2 separate regions of the Homo sapiens genome follow, and region 1 is linked to region 2. Evidence: chromatin contacts called from ENCODE Hi-C or POLR2A ChIA-PET data. All regions are on one chromosome and are shown on one strand. The core of a region is the stretch at or near the end of the contact, and the rest is flanking DNA. Distances in the headings are between cores, read along the strand shown.

The links. Hi-C counts contacts between places; a loop is a spot of excess contacts on that map. ChIA-PET counts read pairs that join two places held with the same protein, here RNA polymerase II (POLR2A). Pooled maps may share reads with other maps.
Region 1: a loop to region 2 is called in a map of CD4-positive, alpha-beta T cell, with 15 times the contacts of the local background. The contact joins two enhancer-like sites. A Hi-C loop is called at or near these places in 61 of 168 maps with a recorded cell type or tissue (A673, B cell, CD4-positive, alpha-beta T cell and 33 more), 21 of 37 single-sample maps with no recorded cell type and 39 of 50 pooled maps. POLR2A ChIA-PET finds 5 or more read pairs at or near these places in 4 of 52 experiments (AG04450, BJ, T-cell and 1 more).

The regions. Positions count from the first base shown.
Region 1 is chr12:79,554,640-79,561,649 of GRCh38, reverse strand. It overlaps the pseudogene NOP56P3. Among named protein-coding and RNA genes, the nearest start is that of PPP1R12A-AS2, 130 kb to the left of the region's middle. Within about 2 kb of position 2,505, at least 3 of the 41 ENCODE cell types and tissues checked have a DNase peak (open chromatin) inside an H3K27ac peak, as active enhancers do.
Region 2 is chr12:80,267,172-80,274,108 of GRCh38, reverse strand. OTOGL (otogelin like) reads right to left here. Exons shown (of 59, transcript NM_001378609.3): 22 at 6,782-6,856; 23 at 3,955-4,007; 24 at 2,299-2,461. Among named protein-coding and RNA genes, the nearest start is that of OTOGL, 170 kb to the right of the region's middle. Within about 2 kb of position 4,993, at least 2 of the 41 ENCODE cell types and tissues checked have a DNase peak (open chromatin) inside an H3K27ac peak, as active enhancers do.

The sequences.
Region 1 (7,010 bases), core at 1,256-3,755, 710 kb after region 2:
TGGCACTGGCCGGCTGCTCCAGGTGCGGGGCTGCCAAGCCTGCACCCACCCAGAACTCACGCTGGCCCGCGTACGCCACACGCAGCCTGAGTTCCCGCCCACGCTGCTCCCTCCACAGCTCCCTGCAAGCAGAGGGAGCCGGCTCCAGCCTTGGCCAGCCCAGAGAGGGGCTCCTACATTACAGCGGCAGGCTAAAGGGCTCCTCAAGCGCGGCCGGAGTGGGCACCGAGGCCAAGGAGGCACCAAGAGTGAGCAAGGGCTGCCAGCACACTGTCGCCTCTCACTTTGACTACCTACTCCATATGTTACTTCTTAATTTGTAACTTCTATTATATATTTTCAAGAAATCTTCTCCAGCCAGTCAACTTATGAATTTCTTTGGGTGACTAGACTGCCTTTTCTGAAAGATTTTTGCAATTTTTTTTTTTTTTTTTTTTTACGGTTTTGGTGATGGGGTTCCCACGGGTGTGTTTTTTCTTTCACTTTTTGTAAATCAACTTTAGCATTTCCTCATTTTTGTTTTGTGATTCTGGCTATGCAAAAAATTTCATGAAAATAAAATTTAATCACAAATTCACGTTGTGTCTTGCTGTTATATCCTGAGACTCATTATGTGATTGAAGAAGATTGAGTTTCTAAACTGTAGACAAGAAATCCAGCCAGGCACAGTAGCTCACTACTGTAATCCCAGCACTTTGGGAGGGCCAGGCAGGAGGATCACTTGAGGCCAGGAGTTTGAGACCAGCCTTGGCAAAATAGCAAGAACTGTCTCTACAAAGCAAAACAAAACATCAGACCGGTGTGGTGGTGCATGCCTGTAGACCCAGCTACTCAAGAGGCTGAGGCAGGAGGATCAGCTGAGGTGGGAGGATTGCCTGAGCCCAGGAATTTGAGGCTGCAGTGATCCGTGATTGTGCGCCTACCCTCAGCTTAGGCAACAGAGTGAGACCCTGTCTCAAAAAAACAAACAAATCCACTAAAAAATCCATTTAGTTAACTCTTGTCAGTCAGGTTTTTCTGGTTTGTGGATTATCCAGATGCTGTGCTCTGCTTTTTACGGCTTTTCTTTTTTATTTCTTTGCTTATTAGGCATGAATAGAGGAAGAGAAAGAAGCAGATCTGATAAAATTCAGCATGGGAACTGAAGGAAACTGATAGCTAAAATAAGGCTCAGCTTAGAGAATTCTGCTGACGTTAAAGAGACTGTCACAGTTCTGTCTTGTTAGCAGTGGATGATCCTGGCATGGTTAGGATATCGATCAGATATTTTGACCTTTGATTCTGCCATTAACATACTGTGTAACCTGTGCAAACCAGTCTATTTGTGTAATAGGGAAAATGGCTACATAATATTGGATTCAGGGTCCAAAGGGATATCAGTAAAAAGAATTTAAGGAATTTAATGAATGTGTACACAATATTCTAGATACTAAACAAGCTTTAAAAAAAGTACCTTGTATGTTAACTATTGCGTGAGACAAAACTGAAATGAACTTTTCCTCTCTTTTTTCAGAATTCTTATACCAGTAGTACTAGGAAATATATACCAATTTTAGATTTAATGATTTTGTACTGGTTATAACATTTGAAGGACAATTTTTTATACCCATTTAATAGTGTATACAAACTGAGACACAGAATTTGAGAGATTTACCCAAGGTTTTCTAGTTAAGTAATGCTGAAATGGGGACTAAAATCATTTTTCTAATTTTCTGCTCATCAAATGACATGCTGTAACTAAACAGTGAACATTTTTGTTCTATTTATTGAAGTCTAATGTATTTATAGTCTCATGTTTGTATTATGTGTTTAATTTTTGTTTTTAAGCCAAATGGGGCAGATGATCTGTTCTTAAAGCAAAACCAAAGATTGAGGACTATGCAGGAATCTCTTGAATCATAAGGAGGAATTTTTTTTTTTTTTTTGAAACAGTTTCGGGCTCTGTTGCCCCAGGCTGGAGTGCAATGGTGCCATCTTGGCTCACTGCAACCTCTGCCTCTGGGGCCTAAGCTATCCTCCCACCTCAGCCTCCGAAGTGACTGGGACTACAGATGCACACCACCATGCCCAGCTAATTTTTGTATTTTTTTTGTTGAGATTGGGTTTTGCCATGTTGCCTAGGCTAAGGAGGAATTTTATATATGTGTACAGCTTTATAGTCCCAACCCCTAGAACAAAATACACAAAAGCTTAAATTTTAAACTAAATATTAATTGAGGAAAAGTAGAAAAGAACAGTGATCAGATAGTCTTAAGATTTGAATTCACCACTTAGAAAAAGGGACTTTGGACATATCATTTCCCTTTCCTGAGCCTCCACTTCCTGATCTTCAAAGTGGTCATAATAATTCCTCTCTTATTTCATGAGGGTGATTTGTGTGTGTGTGTGAATTTGTTTTTATTGGGGAACTGGACATGGTAGGAAATGTCGTCTTGGGCTATGGTATGCCCCGCCTCCCAGAGAATGTCCATTTGCATTCTAATCTTCCTGGGCTTCTTTATGGAACATTTTCTTCTTGGAGCTGCTCTTGCTGCCAGCAGCCTCTTCAGGTCCACTGCTGACAGGCTCCTCTTTGGAGAATTTCGTCTTTTTCTTGGAGACACTTCTGTTGCCTGCCTCTTCGGGGTCATTAACTGTTTCCGTCTTGGGTGAAGACTTCTTCCTCTTGAGAAGACTGGTGCTGCCAGCAGTCTCTTCAAGATCACTACTCATCAACTCCTCCTTGGAAAAAGATTTCTTTTTCTTGGGTTTGGAGAAAGAGATAGATGGGTCTTCTGTTTTCTCCTGAGGAACCTCCTGGGGCTTTTGCTTTTTCTTCTTTTTGGGTTTTTCACTCGTCTCCTCACACCTCTCTGGAGTACTACTGCTGTCAGGGTGATTTTGAGGACCAAAAACATTGTGAACGTTTGTCACATAAGCTGTAACAACATTAGTGACTTATCACTGGTATAAGACCATATGTAGCTATTATATTAGCTCTTTCACATTGTTAGCAAACAAAATTCTTTATTCTTTAGAAGTAAACCTTGACTTCAGAAGGTCTAAAATCCCTTGGATTAAAAGAATCTAAAAGCTACTCGTTGCCAAAATTAAAGGGGATGTTTTAAATTCAGCTTCCAAATTACCAAAAAATAAAAGCAGATAAAAACTAAAGTTTATGTTCACAGATTTTACAACATACAGAAAAAATCCTGTGGTAATGGGAGACTGGCTTCAGTGCAGAACTGAGCACCAGAAAGCAAATACTCTCCTGAAGTTTCTGCTGTTGTTAAAACTCATGACTATGAGAGGTCTATGTATAATTGTTGAATGAATGAATGAGCGAACGAATGATGAGTGAATGTGAATGCATCTGCTTCTCTGTTGGCTGCTTTTCCTGTTAGGAGACTTGATCTTTTAGCATTCAAATTCCACAAGAAACATCTTAAGCAAGTTATGTCTTTGGGTGAATTTGTTTCCAGGCTTGCATGTGTTTTTCACATTCTTTTTTTGGCCTGCAGTCTTACTCTGTGACCCCTTTCGTAGCTTCCAGTAGGTCATTCAGTTGGGACCCAAGGAAGTCAGTAAATTAAACTTGATTTGTAATGGAATACATAGGGTGTGTGGCTTGGATTAGAATCAAATTAGGTTTGGCTAATCTTATTTTGGTTTAATCTATGTGGGAAAGAATAGAACTAGAGGAAAAACAAATAAACAGAAAATAGGGAAACTATTCTTGTATAATGATAAGCAATTTTTGTAAGGAATAGTTCAGGGCCAAAACCTAACTTATTTTTATTGGAAGCCTGGGGACAAGATTCAGCAGAGGAATTTAAATTAGTTTCTCCAGTCATCATAGTTGGTATTTACTTTTCTAGCTTTCCCAAGCCAGGATCTCTAGGCTTTTAAAATGTGGATGCTCTATAGAGAAGGCACATTATTATTAATATAGTTCATGTTTTCAAATTTTTTCCAGGGCTCTGGAAATGGATAAGCCCAGTTTTTGGAAACCTTAGCAAATAGGCAGGCAAAAAACATTCTGATGCTGAGTTTATAGTTGAATTATCCAGACTTGGTCTTGAATTTCTCATGCAGGCCTAAGTAGAAGAAATGTTGAGAAAGTGCAGAAAGGTTCTATACTAATAATTTCTTTAAGGTGATCTTTTTTCCCCTCTTCAGTTATTTGCAGCTTGCAAGGTGTTAGACCATGGAAGATTTAACCTTGGTGTTCAGAGTTCAGGAAATCTCCTCTCTGACCTGGGTGAGCACATTTGAATAAAAAGGGAAATTTCTTCAAAGCTACTGGGGAAGGAAGAAGCAAGTGAAGCCATAAAGAGTGAGAGCCCTTTAATTTAGAGTTCTCACTGGGGCCTGGAGAAAATCATGAATGAGAATCCTTCTTGAAGAGAATTCCCTGTGATTGCTTAGTTAGTGCTTACAAAAGAAAGACTCAAGACTAAACATTCAGAAGGTGCTGGAATGTAATAACATTTGTTCCTGACAATTGAATTTCCTCTCTCATGGAAGTCATTGTTTTGCTCATTTAATAGAGAAAACTGAGTTTCAGTTAAAAGGGGGAAAAGTCATTACATTATTTCTAATTTTACATATTTTGACCTGTGGATTAAAGGTCTGAATTAAGGTCAAAAGACATCCGGAGATACAGAATTTTCCCCATACTTGACAGGGTTCTGAGCACCATCTTCCATTGATGTTGGCTTTATTTTCCTGAGCCCATAATAGAGGGGAATAATAATGGCTTTTCACCTGTCTAAAGCAGATGACTAGACCAAATGATTTTATACAGTTGTTTTTGGCATTCAGGTTGATTCCAAAGTAGCAAATGAATTATGGCTTTGGTTATTTTTCCAGGGGCAAATCTAGTTGGTAGCAATCTTTTAAAAGTATAAATAACTTTTGACTGCTACCACAATACTTAAGTATTTTTAAAATTATTTTGTTATATTTTCGACATATAAAATGATTTTCTAAACACACACTGTAGATATAGGTTTGTAAAATAAGAAAGGTCCAAGTACCCACAGGCCAGTGCAAAAAGTAAACAGGATAGCATCATTTGATTCTGTTTTGGAATAAAATGTTATTTCATTTGTTCATGTCTGATTTTCTCAGATGGCTGTTTTTATTTGTTTTTTGTTTTTTGAGACAGAGTCTCGCTGTCACCCAGGCTGGAGTGCAATGGCGTGATCTCGGCTCATTGCAACCTCCGCCTCCCGAATTCAAGTGATTCTCCTGCCTCAGCCTCCTGAGTAGTTGGGATTACAGGTGCCCACCACTACACCTGGCTAATTTTTGTATTTTTAGTAGAGACGGGGTTTCTCCATGTTGGTCAGGCTGGTGTCGAACTCCTGACCTCTGGTGACCGCCTGCCTTGGCCTCCCAAAGTACTGGGATTATAGGCATGAGCCACCGCCCCCAGCCTGTTTGATTTTTGAAATGAGATCTTAAAATGTAAATTTACTGGCTCAGGTGTCATTGATAATGTTTAACTTAAAACAATCATTGCTAATGGGAAAATGGCTAGATAAAATTAGCCATGTTCTAATCAGTGATCTTTTGAAAATGTTTATAAAAACATGGACACATGCAGATGCCTTAAATATTTTTTGAAACAGAGATGTTTGACTAAAGCAGATTTGAAAGTGCTCCCATTGTTAGAGTTTAAAAGGGAGGATATAAAGTTGCATATCTGATAAAATCACAACTAATAATTGTAGTAGGAAGAATTAAACATTTGTCCATATGTCTCAGTAATACAATCCCCTTTCCTTTTTCTACCTGTCATATTTTCAAAATTTTATTGAGCATGTTTGTTATGATGAAAAAGTACTCATTTATTTTTAAAAATAGAGTTGCTGCCATTTTTATGATGTTCAAATTGCTGTAGCCTTTATTCCAGTTGGATTTTTAGTGTGCTTCTGCCACCTTGTGCTTTCTGAAATCCACTGCAGTGATTAGCAAAGAAGGAAACAAACTTAACAAGGTTATTTCTTTGGGGTTAAATATTACTTCATAGTATGGGAGGAGGGGGAGAGGGATACATGAAAGATATAAAATGTGTGTGTGTGTAGAGAGAGAGAGAGAAATCTTTCCAAAGTTCTGACGATTGTTTACTATATTAGATCAGTGTTAACATTATATTTTATCTCTAGGAACTGCATCCTGGTTAAGGAGGAGACTAAAGACTGGGTTTTAGCGCTGATAGTAATCAACTCCTTCAGATAGGTTTTAAAACACATTTTGATACCTTCGATCCTTGCCTGTTTTTAAACTGTTTCTGTCTGCATAAAAACCTGAACAAAACACTTGTACCTAGAAAGCTCTAGGTAGCTTTTAAAACATGTTTCTTTACATTAAATGGCCTGCTGTGTTAACATGAACTCTTTCCACATTATCATTCCAGACAACATTCCATTTGTTCAGAGCATCAAACTATTTATATGGTCTGCTGCCTTGCAGTTATGCTGATTCTAGAAAGGAGAGCCTTTACCTGGAACTTTGGCCTTCCTGCTTGAGCATAAACAAGCCTGATTTGATGACTTGTCTGAGGAGCTCTCAGATCTTTCCTTTTAGGAATTAATTTAAATAAGTCTAACTTTTTGGTTTTGTTTGTTTGTTTGTTTTTGAGACAGCGTTTCACCCTTGTCACCCAGGCTGGAGTACAATGGCGTGATCTTGGCTCACTGCAATCCCCGCCTCCCGGGTTTGAGCAGTTTTCCTGCTTCAGCCTCCTGAGTAGTTGGGGTTACAGTCACCTGCCACCATGCCTGGCTAATTTTTGTATTTTTAGTAGAGACAGGGTTTCACCTTGTTGACCAGGCTGGTCTCAAACTCCTGACCTCAGGTGATCCACCTGCCTTGGCCTCCCAAAGTGCTGGGATTACAGGCATGAGCCACTGCGCCCAGCCCTAAATACATTTGGCTTTGAAATGGTATTTTAAGGAACCATGGATACAAATAACTTATGTTTGTCAACTAGCAAATACCTATTTCTAGGAAAATATGGAATA
Region 2 (6,937 bases), core at 3,744-6,243:
TTGAACTTTTGGTGACTATTGTAGAGTTATTAATTGGCCTAATTTCAGTATTGTGTCTCAGGGAATAGAGAGACCTGAGAAGAGCAAGAGAGATGGTGGAATGGCCTATACATGGAGAAATCGGAACACACACAACATTCATCAATTAATTTTTCCATCTTATATGGGCACCATTTGTGGAACCCTGAAATAATTACATAATAATCAAAGTTCACTGTTTACAGATTACCATAACAGATATAATGATAATGAAAAAGTTCTGAAATATTGCAAAAATTACCAAAATGCAACACAGAGACACCAAGTAAGCACATGCTGTTGGAAAATGGCACCAACAGACTTGCTTGATGCAGGGTTGCCACACACCTTCAATTTGTAAAAAATGCAACACCTGTGAAGTGCAATAAAGCAAAACACACAATGAAACAAAGTATGCTTGTATCTGCTTTAAGCAAGTTTGGGCAGTGGGATAAGAAATAAACATTTGCTGAGCTCTTACTATATAACTGGTGTGCAGCATATACTCAATCATCCAAGAAGTAAATATAGTGTTATATCCATTATTAAAAGAGAAACTTGAGATTTCAAGTGGTTAAGTAACTTGCCATGAGGTACTTCGGCTTATAAGGAGGGCCAGCATAGAAGCCATTTCCATCTGACTTTTCCTCTATACTATTCTCCATTTCTTCAATCCACAGTGATTTCTCAATTAGGGTTATGTGGTCCTTTTACAGTCAATAAACTGCTGGCACTGTTAGGAGCCACATGAAACAAGTCACACTGGACTATTTTGCCAAAATGAGCCAGACAAGGTCACATAGAAGACAGGGCAAATCACATTACCATAAACAATATTGTAGGAGAAGGCTATCTTAATAAAATATTTCCAAATCTGTCAGAGGCCTCTAAGTCAATTCCACCCACATTTATTTCAATACAGTCAGAGAAGGTAGGAGGAAATCTCCTTAACGTTTTGTAATGAGATTTAGCCAGTAAATAAATCACTGTCCAACTAAATATCAAAGGTGACAGTAAATATATTTTAAAAGATAATAGCTCAAGCACAGCATATAAAACAAAATTAGGATATGGCTTTAATTAGCCATGCATTCCTAAGAGTCACAATCAAATCAAATAAATCAAGCAATGTTGTGGGTTTTAATTATTCTATTTCCCTTCTCCTTTTTACTAAAATGTCTTTCTTGCTTATCTGCTCTATGGCCTTATTTCTACCTGTCTTTATTTTCCCAGCCACAGGCACTTGTTCTTTTGTGACCTTCTTGTCTCTGCCTCCTATGTCCTTTCTTTCTAAAGAGATTAATGCCAGTTCCAAGTTACTTGGCTCTTCAACCTATTCCAGATGGGGGCCATTTAGACAAATGCGATTCTCCTGGGAAACAAACCACAAGACCTCGCTCTTCTTTGCCCCTGGTTTATATGAGCTGATCCCAGGAATCCCTTTGTGTGAACATGTTCATTGAGGAAGAATGGGTGACCTGTTTGCCTTAGATGGCACTCCCTCTGCACAGCCTCTATTTCATTACCAGAAGAGGGAGGGCCAGGGAGGCCAGATTATATGTGTGCCTGTGAGGAAGCCAATAGCCACAAGATTCTGTGTTTGTCTTTCACGTGCACTAGGCATTTCTGCAATGGAAGAATATTTATGAAGATAGGAGTAGAATATATGCTGCCACAAAATAGTGGCTCATATTTTTAAATACACACACACACACACACACACACACACACACACACACACACACACATCACAATGCCTAATTGAGGCTTAAAAAGAACTTGCAGAAAAATCACTCCACTAACAGTGTCAGGGCTGGGATTTGAGCAGTGGTGTGTCTGATGCCAGAGCTCCCACTCTTACCCACTGCCCTTTGTAGCCTCAATACACTATTTTCTTTAAGATAAAACAGTTGGCATCACTATTACAACTTCACATCAATACCAGTAACTGCACAACAGAATATTTAAAAATGCACTTGAAGAGTGTTTTGAATGAAGAGTGATTAATTGTGTCACTTTCTCAAAATTGCAGTTTCATCAGGGGAGAAATTCCAGCTTCATCCAGAAATGAGTTTTCTCCTCAATTCAGTGTATTACATTAATAATATTTCACAATGTCACATGAGCCAAGCAAAACAATCACAATAGTCTTCTAGCTACCAACCCAGTTAACCACTAGTCAGAACAACAATTCTGGCTATTTCTATAAAGAATGTTTTCAGGAGATATTGTGCTTTCAGGCAAATCCTGAATGTTCTGTATTATGAAGAAGAGGCTTACCCTGGAGCACAAACACAGCCACTTATACAGGGTGAGGATGGGGTGCAGGTGAAGTTCATGGCTAGGTTTGCACATGTAGTCTCACAATTAACACCACCAGCTGGTAATTCAGGGTCAGGAAACCTGCAGTCGAAATACTCTTTTCCCTCTGGGCAGATGTGAACTTCAGATATAAGCACAGACAAAATGTCCTTAACTTTTTGTCATGGCATGGGAGATATGAACACCAAAATTCATAAAATAGGTTTATTCTAAACCTATTTTGAGTTTGAGAATGTTAGCTGCCTTCCATAAGACAGTAACTAACTAGAATATAATTTTCTGAAGTCAAAAAACAAGATATTTTTATTAATTCATACATATATTATCAATTTTTCAGCATATGTTATCAATTTTTAAGCATAATGTAAAAGCATTGTGGCTTTTACAAAGCTACAATGAACACACGATTATTCTAAATCTTGCTTCACCTCAAGTCATTGTTTATATCAGTTCTCACTATACCACAGAAGTGCAGAAGTAGACATAACTATAGTCAGGACAGGGGCTCCATATTCTTCCAGAAAGCTTTTGGGCTCTTAGAGATCAAATAAATTGCCTCAAGTGGGGCCAAAGGGATAAAATCCCGTGGGTTCCTCTGTGAGAAGGCTAGCCACCTGGGCTTCCCTTCATTGAATCAAATGGGGGCGAGTCACCCTGAAAGAAATGGGGCAGAGTCAGGATGGCCCTGTAGCTACCGAATGTGTGTGGTCCATAAACATGTCTTGTAAAGAAGCCCTAGGCTTGTCTGAATCCTTGTAAAGTAAATTCAGGGCATGTAATTCAAAGCTCTTTAATAATAATATATACCAGGCCATTCAAATACATAACAAAGCAATAATAGCTTACAATTACTTTTATTAGCCTACACTCTTCCTGCCCATTAAAATCTATGAAAGCAAGTATTGTTTATTATGTGCCTAGAATTTGCCCATAGTAACTGAGAATTTGAGGCTCTTTATATGATGAAAATAAATAATATATATGGTCCTAATACATAAGATCTTAGGAAAGGTATTTAAAATGACATTCTGAAGGGATAACAGTGGATGTCATTTTACATGCATTGTTAAATTTATTGCTACTAGTCCCAGAGCCATGCTACTCATAATGCAGCCCAGGAACCAGAAGTATTAATGTTATCTTGGTCACTGATAGAAATGTAGAATTTCAGGTATCACCCCTGACCTAATGAATCAGAATCTGCATTTTAACAAGATCCCCATATGTGCACACTAAAATCTGAGAAGTGAAGGTCTAAAATAGATTTTCCCAATTTCTGTCCCACAAATGGGTTACAACACTTGCCTAGATACATATCCCTAAAGTCCTTGGGATGCCTGAGGTGGTCCTGTGGTAGGCAGCATCTAGGCAGCATCCCTGGGTTGACCTGCTCCGCCCCTGAGCTGACTTATATGTTCAACCCAGACTGTCCTAAAAATATTATAATTTTCAATGTGGAAAAAGTTAAGAAGCACTGGAACACCATGTTGAAGAACATTCCCAAGGCTATAGCCATGCACATTGGGAAGAAGAGGTGATTGATGACTTCTGCCAGGAGTGGAGGTGGTATCAGAGCTGAACCCTCATTCAGGAAAACATCTTTTAAGATCTTACCAGCAGAGGGCGTTGCTAATTCATCACATTTCACAGTCCCATTTGAACACTGGCTAGAAGTAAATAAATAGTTAATTTATGGAACCAAATCTGTTGTTTTTTTTTTTTTCCCTGAATTTCGACAACAATCTAACGTACAAGAATTGATTGAGTACATTATACAAATGTTATTTTTCCCACAGAAGTTTTTACAAGCTGTTGGGTTAGGTCCAATTTCAGGAACGCTATTTCAACACAACACTTTTTATCAAACACCTATAAGTGTGGAGCATTGGGATAGGCATGGGAGACATGAACATCAAAATTCATAGTTCTTACCATAATTTGTCTCACAGAAGGGGAAGACACACAAATAAATAATGTATGCAGTGTGACACATGCAACATAGAAATATGTTAAGAGATAGAAGTAAAACAAAGAAAAAATGTTTTTAAAATCTGTTGGCAACCAACATCAGGGAATCAAAGGAAGTAAAGTCTGAACAGTTTTGAAGAGTGGATGGAGGTTATGGCACACCTAAGGTAGGAAGGCTATAACACTCAGTGGAAACACATAAACCATGAAGAAGTAAAGCAGCATTCTACATAGCAAAGTGCAATGCAGGAAGGGACAGGCTGTGAGAATGCCAAAAGAGGCAGAGGCTAGCTCCTAGAAGATGCTAAGATTTTACCCCTGAGGTGAGCCATTGAAGACCTAAGCAGAAAAGTGATATGGTTGCTTTGAATCATTTTGGCAGCAGCATTGAAGATAGGGTGGAGTCACAGCTTCCTTGCAACTTACATTCTAAAGTCAGAGTATAAGGCAAGAGCCACATATAGGAAAAATTAGCCTTGAAAATCCCTGAAGAAGATAACATGATGGAAAACAACACATTAGTTCTCAATAACTCCAATACAGTTTTTCTTTCAGCTTTGGACCAGATCATATGTTCTATATTTAAGCCCAGATGAAGAAGCTGAATCACATATACAGTCCACATCACATAAAAAATATGCAATGCATAGTTGAACACTAGAATAACACTCAGAGGTGTGATTCACCACTGAGTGAGTCACTTCTGATTGAATTTGCTCACACTTTGAATAGCACAGAGGAACTGAGACAGACAGGTCTCAGATCACATATCCAGGTCTTCCATATCATACTTATTCTGGGACAAAGGCTTTTAAAAAGGAATGGCTAACAAAGTCACTATATTAAGTGAATTTTGATTTTTTTTCATTGAGGAGGGATGGTTACTTTTTTTTTTTTTTGCTAAGTTTACATACATTAATCATGTTAAATCCAAAAAGACAGGACACCTCGGCAGAATGAAAGAGGGGAAAAACTAGAGGCAAGAACACCAGAGAGGAAGGTCCAGGGAAGAGAAAATGAGACACACTGATTGCTAAAGCAGTGATGATGGAAAGGAAGAAATGGCTTTTGACTACGCGTAGAAAGTAAAATCAAGTAAAATCCAAAGTTGCTGGGTATTTACTGATTAGGTGTTTTGAGCAAGAGGAAAGAGTCGAAAATGATTCCTGGAGCTCTGGCTTGGGAAACTGTGTGAATAATAGTACTGCGTACCACAGAAAGATCCAAGAGCTAGTTGCCACTGTGTCTTGATGTGGATAGGAAAAAAGGTGGAGATAAAGACAAAGGTAAATTGAGCATAATCAATATTCTGCTGTGAATACAAAAATCAGCTGCAGAGCAAAGTAGGCAGGAGACAAGCACTGCCGAGCCAGGTTGCCTGGGACTAACTCCCAGCTTTAGTATCAGGTTCCTTAGCCACCTGTATCCCATTTTCCTCACCTGTAAATCAGGATAAAACAACATTGCCTATCTCTTAGGGTTATGGTGATGAGTAAGTATTTTAATAATAGATATTAAACACTTAGAATGGTGCCAGCACAAAACAAGGTACACAGTAATGGTTAGAAATGATTATTATTGTTATTATCTACTGTCTATTATTATCTGTTGGTACCTATGGGGCAACTAAAAAGGGGAGGTTAGGAATTATATGTAAGTATGGACTGCTGCATGGACGTGCCTAGATTTTCAACAGAAAATTTATAACCAGAATGAGTGTTATCCTATGATTAAGTGTTATCTTTCTAGTATTGATGGGCCTGGGGAGGAGGCACACTTACTACTGTGCAGGACATTTTTCAAATCTATTTTGAAATTGCTTTTTTTTTTGAGCCTATTCAGTAATACTGTTGTATTTAAACACGTACTTCACCCCTAACTTCTATCTAATAACAAAAAATGATCAAAGGACTTTCATTTCACTGTGAGGTACTTAAATTCATAACTCCTTTCTGCAGTTATGAGTACAAAACTTGGTTATTTCACTTTGAAATGTCATATATGCATGTATTATGTATATATGTGTTTGTACATATATATACAATCACATGATTATAATATATTTAAAGATTACATTGTTATCTTTATTTTTTAATTACAGAAGTCATATTTCAACTTACAGTTTGGGTTAAAAAAACCAAACACTGCATGTTCTCACTCATAAGTGGGAATTGAACAATGAGAACACTTGGACACAGGAAGGGGAACATCATACACCGGGGCCTGTTGTGGGGTGGGGGGAGGGGGGAGGGATAGCATTAGGAGATATACTCAATGTAATGTAAATGACGAGTTAATGGGTGCAGCACACCAACATGGCACACATGTATACATACGTAACAAACCTGCACGTTGTACACATATACCCTAGAACTTAAAGTATAATAAAAAAATATATATATATATATAAAAGAAAGAATTATATTAGAACATACATCATTTGTCAAACACAATCCCCATCATTGAAACCTACCATAAGCCCGAGGGTGTGGGGATGAGCTCTCCAGGTTGATAAACACTGCCCCTATAATGACAACGGCAGTGGAATCTATACGAAGAAAAAGTAAAGTAAATAGGATACAATTTTTTTCAAAAACCACTAAAATTCAAGCTGACCTTGTGCTCTCCA